Linked DNA regions of Mus musculus: region 1 is linked to region 2. The links are chromatin contacts, found by Hi-C or POLR2A ChIA-PET in ENCODE. All regions are on one chromosome and are shown on one strand. Each heading gives the region's core, a stretch centred on a gene start or an enhancer-like site at or near the end of the contact. The rest is flanking DNA. Distances are from core to core; before and after follow the strand shown. Region 1 overlaps Myo10 (myosin X). Region 2 holds the start of Myo10 (myosin X).

Evidence for each region. Hi-C counts contacts between places; a loop is a spot of excess contacts on that map. ChIA-PET counts read pairs that join two places held with the same protein, here RNA polymerase II (POLR2A).
Region 1: a map of v-Abl transformed pro-B cells shows a loop between it and region 2 (2.5-fold over the local background). The contact joins the enhancer-like site here to the promoter of Myo10 in region 2. A Hi-C loop is called at or near these places in 4 of 37 maps with a recorded cell type or tissue (gastrocnemius, heart and v-Abl transformed pro-B cells). POLR2A ChIA-PET finds 5 or more read pairs at or near these places in 3 of 5 experiments (Patski and embryonic stem cell).

What each region holds. Positions count from the first base shown.
Region 1 is chr15:25,678,651-25,684,265 of GRCm38, forward strand. All of the region lies in intron 2 of Myo10 (myosin X), which reads left to right. It also overlaps the pseudogene Gm2862. Among named protein-coding and RNA genes, the nearest start is that of Myo10, 59 kb to the left of the region's middle. Within about 2 kb of position 1,786, at least 1 of the 3 ENCODE cell types and tissues checked has a DNase peak (open chromatin) inside an H3K27ac peak, as active enhancers do; it is heart, where a contact is called at or near this core.
Region 2 is chr15:25,619,667-25,625,452 of GRCm38, forward strand. It overlaps Myo10 (myosin X), which reads left to right and starts at 2,884. Exons shown (of 41, transcript NM_019472.2): 1 at 2,884-3,364. The coding sequence starts at 3,344.

The DNA of each region.
Region 1 (5,615 bases), core at 536-3,035, 58 kb after region 2:
TCCCCTCTTGCTTTACTGGAACGATTCCTGGATACCTTTAAAACGTTCCGAGAAAGGCGCCTTTTGAAGAGGCCTTTCTTTGGAATTTGGTTTTAAACTATCCCTGTGGATACATTTTTCACGAGCTTGTTGAAGATGAAATGTCTGCAGTTTGCACCATGGTTGATATGTTAGGTGATTTTGATTATACCACGTGAGTTTCTGATTTAAAGAACAGCCCCAAAGGGTTTTTTTTTTTTTTAAAGACTTTAGAGGAGACTTTTGCAATCTGACATAAAACTTCAGCCCTGATTTTGGAGGTTCAGCGCAAAGCTGTTTTAAAGTTTCCTAATGCAGAAATTGTATTTTAGGGGGTGTTCTTTAAGGGAGCTGCTGTTTGGATGTACCAAGTGGTTCACGGAGTGATTTTGCAATAATTAATGCCATTTCGGAGTCTTCCGGAGAGAGTAACAGGGTAGCTCACCCTGGAGAATTGAGCAAGTATCTCAGACTCCTGGAATGATCCTCTGTTCTGAAATAGACCCATCTTTCTGCCTAGGCAGAGTTCATGGTCTCTTGATCCAGGCATCTGCTTTTGCTCTTGCAAATAGAGCTAATGACAGATGTAAACTGGCTGAGCCCAGACAGCCACTCCTGTGACAATGGATTGGAACATATGCTGTCCTGTTTCAGGGAGCTTTTGTAACCAAGAACTCGAAAGGGACCACGCCTCCCAGGAGTGCTGCCAGTTCCCTTGTAGATGGCAAATCCTGGCCCATTAACCCAGTTTCTGTCTTCAGTGGAGGTACCAGGGAGGTTCACCTTGCTGCTGTTTCAACTCTAGCATTACCTGGTCCGCCCCCCACCCCGACCCCGATATATCTGAACATATCTCATTTAAAAGATGCATATAATGTATTTATAATGAGAACTTGAACATAGCTCATTTTAAACGTTTATTCTAACTCGTCTCTTGTTTTGCACCATTCATTTGTAATCACCGTTCCTTGGAAAACAGTAAACAAAGTTTGCTGGAGGCAGCAAAAGTGAGCTTGGGATGTCGGCATCCCAAGAAGTGAACATCTGAAACTCCAGGCGTGGTTTGGGTGCCCAGTTTGGGATGCTCTTTGCAGAGATGTAAATACCACAAGGAAAATAAGTCCTATAGCCCAAGGAAAGGCATGGTCACATTCCACATCATCGGCTCATTGCTAGCTCAGACAGAGATCCTAAAATAGTTTGCAGATGTGGCTTTTAGGAAAAAAGAGCAAAAGTGTCTACAGCCATATTTTAGCACCTAGGATTTGATTCATTAATAATAGTCATAAGCTTGAGCTATGGTCTGACCTAGAAAGAAATAGCTTGTCTTTTAAAAGATCTTTGTATGATAGCTGTGTGTATGGGTGTGTGCTATATGTGCATGGATGTGTGTAGATAGAAACACACATGCTCATGTGTGCAGAGGGCCAGGGCGTGGCTTCCACCTTATTCCCTTGACACTGGTTCCCTCTTGTCTCTGCCTCCCAAATGCAATATATAGTCTCGTGTCTGAGAAAACGGCAGCACTTTCTCCTACCTCTAAGACGACCGACAGATCAGTAAGGTCTGGAGAGTGGGCGCTGTGGAAGAAGCCTGGCATGAGGGAAGCTGAGTGGGCACAGCTAGGAGTTTCTCCAAGAGGCCTGATGTGAATGCTATCACTCAGTGTCGGGAGCGGATGCTTTCCTCACCCTGGAGAAGAGAAGAGGGCTAGCTGACATCCAAGGGAGACTGACACCAGGATCTCAAGTGCAGTGCACAGTGTGTTGGCAGCCCGTGGTGTGACAGACAGCCTCTGAGAATGAACAGCTGCCTTCCTTCCTGTCTGGCGAGTTCTGAAGCCATAGATAAACACCAAGGGTCTCCGGGGACCCTTCTCCTGCCTCTTCTGCCTAAGCAGGAGAGCGTGCTACTGGTAGCTCGTCTGTAGGAGAGAATGGCTTTCTCCGTGACATGCGGAGTGAATTGGTTAGTTTTCTGTGGCTGTGTGGTAAAGCACCAGGGCCAAGGCAGTGTAGAGAGGGGAGTTTATTTGGACTGACAGTCCTGTGGTCCATCCTAGCAGGGGAGTATGACAAATGGCAGGGATGGTGGCTGGAGGCGGAAGCTAAGGGCTCACATTCTCACTGGCAAGTGTAAGCAGAGAGAGAATGAGAAGTGGGGAGATGTCTACTCCCAGGGATGTATTTCCTCCAGCAAGGCTTCTAACCTTATAACCTCCTGTGACCTCTCCACATTGCACCACAGACTGAGAATCAGACGAGATAACCAAGCTTACGGGGGAAGTTCTTGTTCATTCCTCCACACAGAGACACACAGTGACCAGTTAATTTGCTAATGTAGAGTATCGTATTTTTTAAACGTAGGCTCTGGGGCCTGGTTAAAGCATAGACATTAGGCCTAGGATTTGGACTCCCAGAGCCACGCACGTGCTGGGTCGGCACGGCAGCCTGTAATTACAGCTTAGGAAGGCGGAGAGGAAGGGCACCAAGAATGTAGTCTCCATGATGTAGCTGCAGTGAAAGCCATGGGTCTGATCAGGAGTCCTTGCCTCAAAGGACTAGGCTGGAGAAGAGATCCAGGGTGACTCTGATATTAGCCTCAGGCTTCCACACGCACACACACAAACATCTGTATACCTCTGAATTTACTACAGACTCTAGGTTCTCCTGCTTGAGTAGTGTCAAAGGGTTACTGTAAGGAGATGCGACAGCCTGATCTTTCTCAGCAACCACATGACCCACAGTCACGTGTGCCTTCTGAGTTTTAGGATGTCATTTGTAAGCATCGGTTCGTTTCCTTTGATTTTTCTCTATGGCATCAACAGGGGAAAATTTCAGATCTGAGGACATGACTTCTCAGTGTCAACTGAGTTAGGTGGACCAGGTGATGTTCCTAAGGCCACTGGTCTGCGTTTGAGTGTGACTTTTTCTTAAGAAATACAAAGGCTGAGAAATACCAGTAACAAAATCATCGGAATCTCAGAACTACTCTTTCATTCTCTCTTGAGAGGCTTTAGCTCCAAAGAGTAAAATAGGCCTCCTAAAGAAACAGAGGTCTTGGGGTTCTTCTCTAATTGAGACATCTGCAGTTGGGGTGTCGGTGAAAGTTGTCTCTTCCTGTGTGAACATGGTGCAGCCCAAAGCGAACTACTTCCCAGGAGCCTACAGAAAAGCGCTGGCTTCTCAAGCCCCTAGGAGGGTGCCTGGCTCCTCCACCTTTGTCACCAATTCTTCAAGTTCATCGAGAAAAGCTGAAAATAAGTATGCAGGAGGGAACCCAGTCTGTGTGCGCCCAACTCCCAAGCTCAAAAAGGCATCGGGGAATTCTTCAGGCTGTCCCCTAAAGAGTCTAAAGAGGAGAGCCAGGTTCCTGAAGAAGCAGGAAGCAGTGGCTTAGGAAAAGCAAAGAGAAAAGCTTGTCCTTTGCAACCTGATCACAGAGATGATGAAAACGAATAGAATTTACTCATCTGAATAATGTCTCTGGTTTTTCTACATTACTTACGTGTAAATTTACGTGTAAATTGGATAAATGAGTTTGTCCAATTGGCTTGTTGATGGGAAAAAAATTAGGGTAAAATTTAGCCATTCAAAAGAAACCAGCTATAAGAGTGGAGAATTTTTATAATTTGTAAATTTGAATTGCATGCTTCCACTTATGCCCTATGCTCTCCTTTTTACCTGTTAAAGCTTCTTCTTAAAGCCAGCGTTCCCTGGCACTCTACTTGCTACTCTACGGTCTTTGCTTAGATTTTTGTACTGATGCCATTTTATGGGCATTGATTATGGAAATGGCGCCATATTGTTATGGCATGTTTGCTTTAAAAATTTGACTTAGGCCGGGCATAGTGGCGCACGCCTTTAATCCCAGCACTTGGGAGGCAGAGGCAGGCGGATTTCTGAGTTCAAGACCAGCCTGGTCTACAGAGTGAGTTCCAGGTCAGCCAGGGCTACACAGAGAAACCCTGTCTCGAAAAACCAAAAAAAAAAAAAAAAAAAAAAAAAAAAAAAAAAAAAAAAAAAAAAAAAAAAGAAAAGAAAAAATTGACTTAGTCTTTTTTACATTAAAATTTTCAATATAAAAAAAGAAAGAAAGAAACAGAGGTCTTACACTGTGATGGTTTTACTAAGGGCAACGTAGGGAGCAGATGAGACCTTTGCCAGCTACTTCCCCTCACCTTTTCAGGTGGTTGCCTTAAGCCATTTGGGCCATGGCCTAAGCTTGCCTAAGCATGGCCCTCCACCCCCTCCCCCCGTCCCCCATACCCCCACTAGTGTCCCTTTTGGGTCTTACATCTGTAACCGACAATGTCTCGTATTCTTCCTTCAGAATTCTTTTTAAAATCTGTGTGAGCAGCTAGAGGTCAGCATGTTGGATTTACTGTGTGAAGCCAACATAAATAAGAAATAGCTTTGTGCTGCGTGTCCGGTGGTCACTGATGAAGGCATTCTCCGTACTGATGTTGGCCTAGGCAGGACAGACTACAGCTCCTGGGATGTTAATGGAGGCCAGTTAACTTCTCGCTCGCCTAAAAGCATTCCTTTTTTGTCTTACAGAAATTCTGTACCTCACGTGGCCATCGGGATCAGACTCGTTGAGTAAACAGTAGAAATGTCAGCCCCTTCAGTTACTCTGGGGAAAGGGAATCGAAGCCATCTGGCCTGTGTGCGCCTTTAGTAGGCTGGCTCTGAAGACAGCAAACGAGCCTTTGTTTTTTGGGTCAAAGCAGATGTGCTTAGCCTGCCATCTTAATTTCTTTTGTATGGTTTGGCATATATTTCAGCTGCTTTGAAATGTTGAAAAGCTTTCAAACCAAATTGGGGAAGAACAAAATAAATTGATTTTTTTTTTCCATAACTGAGTTTTCCAGTTCAGATACTTCGTGAACAAGTATCTTCAGAAATGAATACATTTATTTAACACCATTTGGATGTTTCTCCAAATTTATTGTCTTTTGGCTAGATGTTTAATGTGTGTCTGAAGTGCACTAGACATTGGTTTAGCATTCATGAGAGAAAAATGCCCAGTGCTAAAATATTCTCATACTGGTGTTCTATGGAGGAAAGACTAGGCAGGAACAAACCCCTACAATTTCTAGGTGTGTCCCCCAACCCTGCCTCGCCTTTCATTGCTAACAGGTGCTTTTGTAGGCCAAGTATTTTGAGTCTGCATGGACAAGAGCATCATTAAGAAATGTTCCGTTTGAGCTGGCTTTCGTGTAAACCTGCTTCTCTTAAAGCCGTGCCATCTTTTGGATCTATTTCTTTACCCGCTGAAAAAAAACATTTTAGAAAGGTGGGATTAAATGTGTGCTGTTCTTAGGGGGCAAGAACCATTAGCCGCATCTAACATGCACGGGATGCGTGGCAGGCTTCGGTTTGTTTTTGTTTTTGTTTTGTTTGTTTGTTTCCCAGCTACTAAAATGATTGATAAAGGTTGAGTTGGTGCTTTCCTATGTGGAGTTATTTATATCCTCCTGGGTGATATTCCTAAGTTACTATGATGCACTTGGCAAGATGACAGCTGGGTCCTGCAGTGTCAGCGGTGGTGTCCCCGCAGACACTGACATAGATCGGGTCGGCTTCTCTGTACAT
Region 2 (5,786 bases), core at 1,634-4,133:
ATGTGGGATCTGGTGTACAATTTTTCCTATATGAGTTAAGTAAGGGACACTTATTAACCATATCTTCTTAGGTGACATATATCTATGACTAAACATGATGTCCCAAGACCTTTAGTTCCTCTACTAGGGAGGCAGAGGCTCCTAGATCTCTGAGTTTGAGGTGAGCTTAGGTCCCAGGACAATTAGAGCTAAGTTAAGAGATCTTGTCTCAACAAACCCCTTGCCTCCCCCCAAAAAACAACTAAAATCTATGCATGCATATGGCTACAGATTTCTTATCATAAATGAACCCTTTGAATGCTCCTCTATTGTTTTGATGTCATATAAAGAACATTCATAATTATATGAAAGAATATTAGTATATTCTTGAACATTATTATTGTTCAACCAAAAACATGTTGAATCAGAATAAATGCAGAAGTAACTACAATAACTCAATATTTTCTATTAAGCAAAAAAAATACACAAGCAATATCATTTTATTAACTATAATTTGCATTTTGGACCATATAGTTGTTTTTCATAAACTATGTTGTTTTAACGTGTATTTATTTATCATTCCTTTAAATTATAAAAACAAACACAACAGCACTTTAAAAACAAAAAAACCCAAACCTACTGTGTGGGCTCAGGCCTATGCCAGTGCTCAGAAAGCTGAGACAGAAGGACCTCAGGTATGAGACAGACCTGAGCTACTTAGGCTCAACAACCAGCTGGGGCTAGCTCAGTTGGTAAAGTGCTTGCCTAGAATACACAAAGCTCTGGGTTCTATTCTCGGGGATGCCAAAGTGCCCTAGAGGCAGGGAACATCAGAAGCTCAGAGTCACCTTAAGCTACACAGAGAATTCTAGAATATCCTGGGATACTCCAGATCCTGTCTCTAAGGAAAAATGAACAGACTTTAGGTTTTGTTTTGTTTCTTTTTTAAAGTTTTAAATCTGCAGAAAAAGAAGGGAAAGCCCAGAGTGGCCACACAGTTAGGTAGTTCCAGGCTTCTCTATTACCAAGTGTTGTGTTAACGTAGCACATCTGTTTTAGCTGATGAGCTAGGATTGGCTCGGATGTTGACTTCTGAGAGGCCAGGGGCCAAGGTTGCCCAACGAGTCTGGAACAGGACCGATGCTGGGAACCAATTCACACCCACATACTCTAACCAGCTCTTTAAATCATTTTTCTTGCAGAGATGTGTGTAGATTAATGGGATAATGGCATAATTGTTCAGCTGCCCTACCTGAACACAGCTGGTGGCAAAGCTCATTTGACTAAGCACTTTGGTTGTGTTGAGCATTTTTGATATCTGTTCTGGCTCCATCTTAACCTTCCTTCAGCCTCGTGTAAACCCGTGGAAAAAACCAGCCACGTGGCATAGCACATGTATCATTAACTGGTTTATACCTTGAATCTTCCCTCAAAGTGGGGAGATGGGAGTAAGGTCACCAACACTAATGTAATGCTTTGGAGTTCAATAATGCTTAAATTCCCAAATAAAGATGACAAGATGGTTCACATGTTCAGCCATTTCATTCAGTCTGAGCACAAGCTTCGACTCTCCCAACTGCAGGTGGATAGGACATCAAGAAAAAGCCAAATATGTGATTGATCTTCCAACATCTGGAAAAAAAAAAAAAAAAAAAAAAAAACCTAAGAAGCGGGTACCTAACCAGGCAGGGTGCAGCTTGGGATAGTGAAGGCTGTGTCTGTTTCCAGAAAGACTGCCCTGGAAAGTATCTTTCTCAAGCGGCTGGCAGTTAACAAATCCTTTAAGTAGAACTTCTCAAGTCAGTTCATTGTTGTTCCCAGCTTGCCAGTTAACAACCTGCTGCTGGACCAGCTGTGTGGTTCCGGAGTGAGTCTGACAACACCCAGCCGGTTGGTTCAAAGGGTTCATAGATCCAGTACTTGGGTGACCTGATCTTGCTAAACTGCTACAGAAGGAAACTCCTTCTGAGCTGTTGGGAGTTCTTTCTGCAGTGGGCCAAGCACCAGCTTTGGAGGGCCCTCTGGACTCCTGTTAGGAAAGCAGACTTAGGAATCCCAGTCCGTGTTACAGGATCCCCAGATTCCTGGCCACAATAAAGCTGGAGTTGTCTCGGTGAGAATCAGGACTGACTCCTGGTGAACCGAGAGCAATTACCCATCTCTCTCGCATCTGCTCTACTTCCTTTACGTCCAGAAAAAGAGGTTACAGTTACAAGTGCTATAGGACACGTCCCCTTCCAGTATACAAAACATTTCCCTGTGGCTATCAAAAAACCCACTTGGAGCAGAGAAACTCAACAAGGAAAAGCAGCTTTCAAAAGTTCAGATTCCTGTTTTCCGCTTCCTGTCCTGGGATCGCACGATAGAGTCGCAATGATGAGATCCACGTGGAGCAGGTTCTTGGGGTGTCTAACATTCACCGCCGTGGGGCCCCTCCTCTTCAGTCCCGGGTAACTTTCTAGTATCTACGATCAGAGGGAAGAGTCAAGTCATCTAATAGCGCCTAGGCCGGTGGCAAGAAGACCCAGGAGAAGCACACTGCTCTATGGATTCAGAGTGGATCTAGGCGGTAGCTGGGACTCCGCGCACCCGCCGCTCTCAGGGAAAGCACAGGGCAGGGCTCCGAGGGGCGGGGCCGCGCATCCGGTGGGCGTGGTTTGGGTGGTAGCTGGGAGAGGGCGCGGCATGTAGGAAGCCCGAGCAGGCTGTGGGCGGGGCTATAATGGGCGTGACCAGGAGTCGAGTAGGCGGGGTTTGGGTATATTTGAGAGCAGACGCTCAGTCTCCGCAGGTTGGAGGAGTTTCTGGGGGCGGGGCCAGGTCCGTAGGAGGCGTGGCTTTACTCGTGGAGGCGTGGTTATATATTGGGGGCTGGGATTGAGGGCGGGGCGGACCGAGCACAAGGGTAAGCGAGACCGGAGAGCTGGTGAGAGCCGGCCGCGCCTGGGGCGGGAGAGCTCACCGTTGTTGGTTTGCTGGTGATCCGAAGTCGTCCACCCCACCCCCGCTGGGACCGAGCGCCCCCGGCGGAGCTCCAAGGGAGGCAGGCGCGTCGCCAGCCCCTTGCCGGCCCTCCCCCAGCTCGGGAAGAATGTGCCACCAGCTGTTCTCCTCCCGGGAGCACTTCGCCCAGAAGTGAGGAACTTGGAGGAAGGAGAGACAAAGGCTGTGGTTGGGACAGAGGAGGTCCGAGACGCGGACAAAAGGTGCGGAGGAGCAGCAGCGACCGGGGGATGGCAGAGCGGCGGCTCCGCGGGCTGGAGTCGCCCCGAGGCGCACCGTGACACGCGTGGCTTCCCGGGACCTGCCGCTGCGCTGACTTCCGCGACTGGAGCCGTGCCGGGAAGGTGCGGGCGCCGGAACAATGGACAGCTTCTTTCCCGAGGTGAGTGAGTGGCGGGGAGGACCTGGCTGAGACCGGGACCCGGACCGGCACACCGAGCGCGCCCCAGCGCCTGCGCGTCCCCAGGAGGGGAAACTTTGTGGGAATCTCCTGAAACCCCACTCCCTCCGCCGGCCCCGAGTCTCGGATGAGTAAGCCTAGGCAGGTTTGAGTTTGTCCTGCGCTCGCATGTCCCCGGGCGTGGGTGGCTAGCTGACACTCCGCGCCAGGTGAGTCCCCGGGCGCCGGGTGGGGGAGAGCTGCGGACCGGACGGCTCGGGTGCAGGAAACGCGGTAAAAGGCGCAGCCGGGAGGTGCCTTGCTCCAAGAAAGGTCTGGGACTTCCTTTGCTGAACGTGCGGGCTTCCTGTGGCTTCCAGAGGAGCCGGCTAACGAAGTGTGAGCCGGCCGGCTGGGTCCTCGGTCACTGCTTGCCCTGCCTCATTGGGCTTTCAAGTCTGGGGTCCTTACTTTACTAGTACTGCTCAGGTCGGGTTTGCAGATAATTCCAGAGTACGAGACCGAATGATCTTGTTTTTAATGCCATTTTTTTTGGCAGATCTTGAATTCGAGTTTAAATAAAATTTGTTTAGGGCAAACAATGGTTATTTTAGAAGATGAAACCGATGCCCGCTTTAGGGTCTTTGAGGGCGGGACACCACAGTTACTTGAGACGGGACTTGAAAGTTCCCTTTTCCCCCAGGGATGGAGAGCCGCTCTGGTTTCTTGGCCCCGATTCCTTTCTTGGTTGTGTTTATTTAATAAATTCTGTTTAAGTTTTGAGGTTTGAAGTGGCTCAGAGTAAACTTAGCTGACTTTGAGAGAGGCTGATGAGATTTTTTGCTGAAAAGTCAGGGTGAGGTTTTTGTGAATCCAGGACAGTCTTGGAATCTTCCAGCAAATCAGAGTGGTGAGAATTTGCCTGTGCTTTGGCTAGCTTGCTTTGTCAGAGTTAATTGGCTATAGTGTTTCAAGGTCTGACGTTCACTTACTGTACTCTCAGACAGCTACTTATAATGGCCACAGTGATGTATTGTATAATGTTCGAATTGACTTTTACCAAAGTGTTTGTCTCTGTCACCCTGAAAGGCATCCTGGAAAGACATTAACCATCCATTACTTAAAAGAAGGGAAATATATAGAAAATAGAGACCTCAGAAATATATAGAAACTAGAGACTCCTTAATGGCTTTTTAAATTCGTGGGTGTTTGTTTCCTACCTGTATGAAGGCAGCAGGACTTTTGAGTTGGTCTACAACAGTAAATTACCGCTAGGCTGGGTTTTTAGTTGCTTTTATCTATAAGAAGAATGAGGTTTTGTCTCTAGGGAAAATAGTTCTTGACTTGGTGATCTTTTAGAAAACTTGTGTGTGGTTGTTGAAGGGCCACCAGTCTCCCTAAGCCTGAAGACCAAAGTCTCCCCTTGGGTAGAACTCTGCCCCCTAGTGTTAGTGGCGGAAACTTAACCCTAGCACTAACCCCTCTAAGTTATGGGACTATTCAGTAATTCCAAAAACTCCTTTTCACCTGTGTTTCTCTGTGAGGAGATCTCCGTGATTGGAATAACAGTGAAGTTGTCTTTACTGGTTGCCTATTTTCATTTTTCCTCTTTCTAGTGAAGAATCTTAACCCAAAGATTAGTAAGTTACCAGCCCAAGGTTGAAGAATGTGTTACTGGAGGCCTAGCCTTTCCCCTTTGATGCCGGTGGCTGGTATTTCTGGGATATACATATACATATACATATACATATACATATACATACATACACATATATACACATACACACACACACACATATATATATATATTGCTTTTAATTTGCTGGCATGTTTATGTTAACATCATGATTTCTAGTGTTTATGTTATCATAGTGATTTCTAGTCAGCTGTCAGCATTCTGCCCTCCACGTAGCGGCGGGGCAGGTGAAAAAGCTAAACAGTGATGTAGTGATGGGAGACACACACCTGACATAGAGCCTTTTACCTTAATGTCTGAGAACACCGTCAGTTGTCCTGAGAAGGTTTATCCAGTTAGACTGGAAAGCGCTGGAATCACATGGTGTCCAAGGGCAACTAGCTTCTAGGGACTGATTGGTATCCAGGAGCAAGCTAGCTTCTAGGCCTTCCTTAACACTAAGCAGTGTTCTGCTCTTTGTTAACTTTTCTCTGTGATTTAGAGATAACGACCTGTTGCTTGTTAGCCAACAATTTGAAACTCATGCTAACAACTAAAAAAGAAATTAACCGAGTGAGGCCTTACATGTGTGAGTCAGATAACAAGGAAGTAGGAGACACTTGTGATTCTGTGTGGCTGCTGCGTAGACCACCTTTGTCATTGGGGGCCAGGTACCTCTTTGCTGGAGGGGCTGTCTACGCCCATAGCACAGAGAGCAACATCTCTGACCTTCACTCACTCAAGACATGT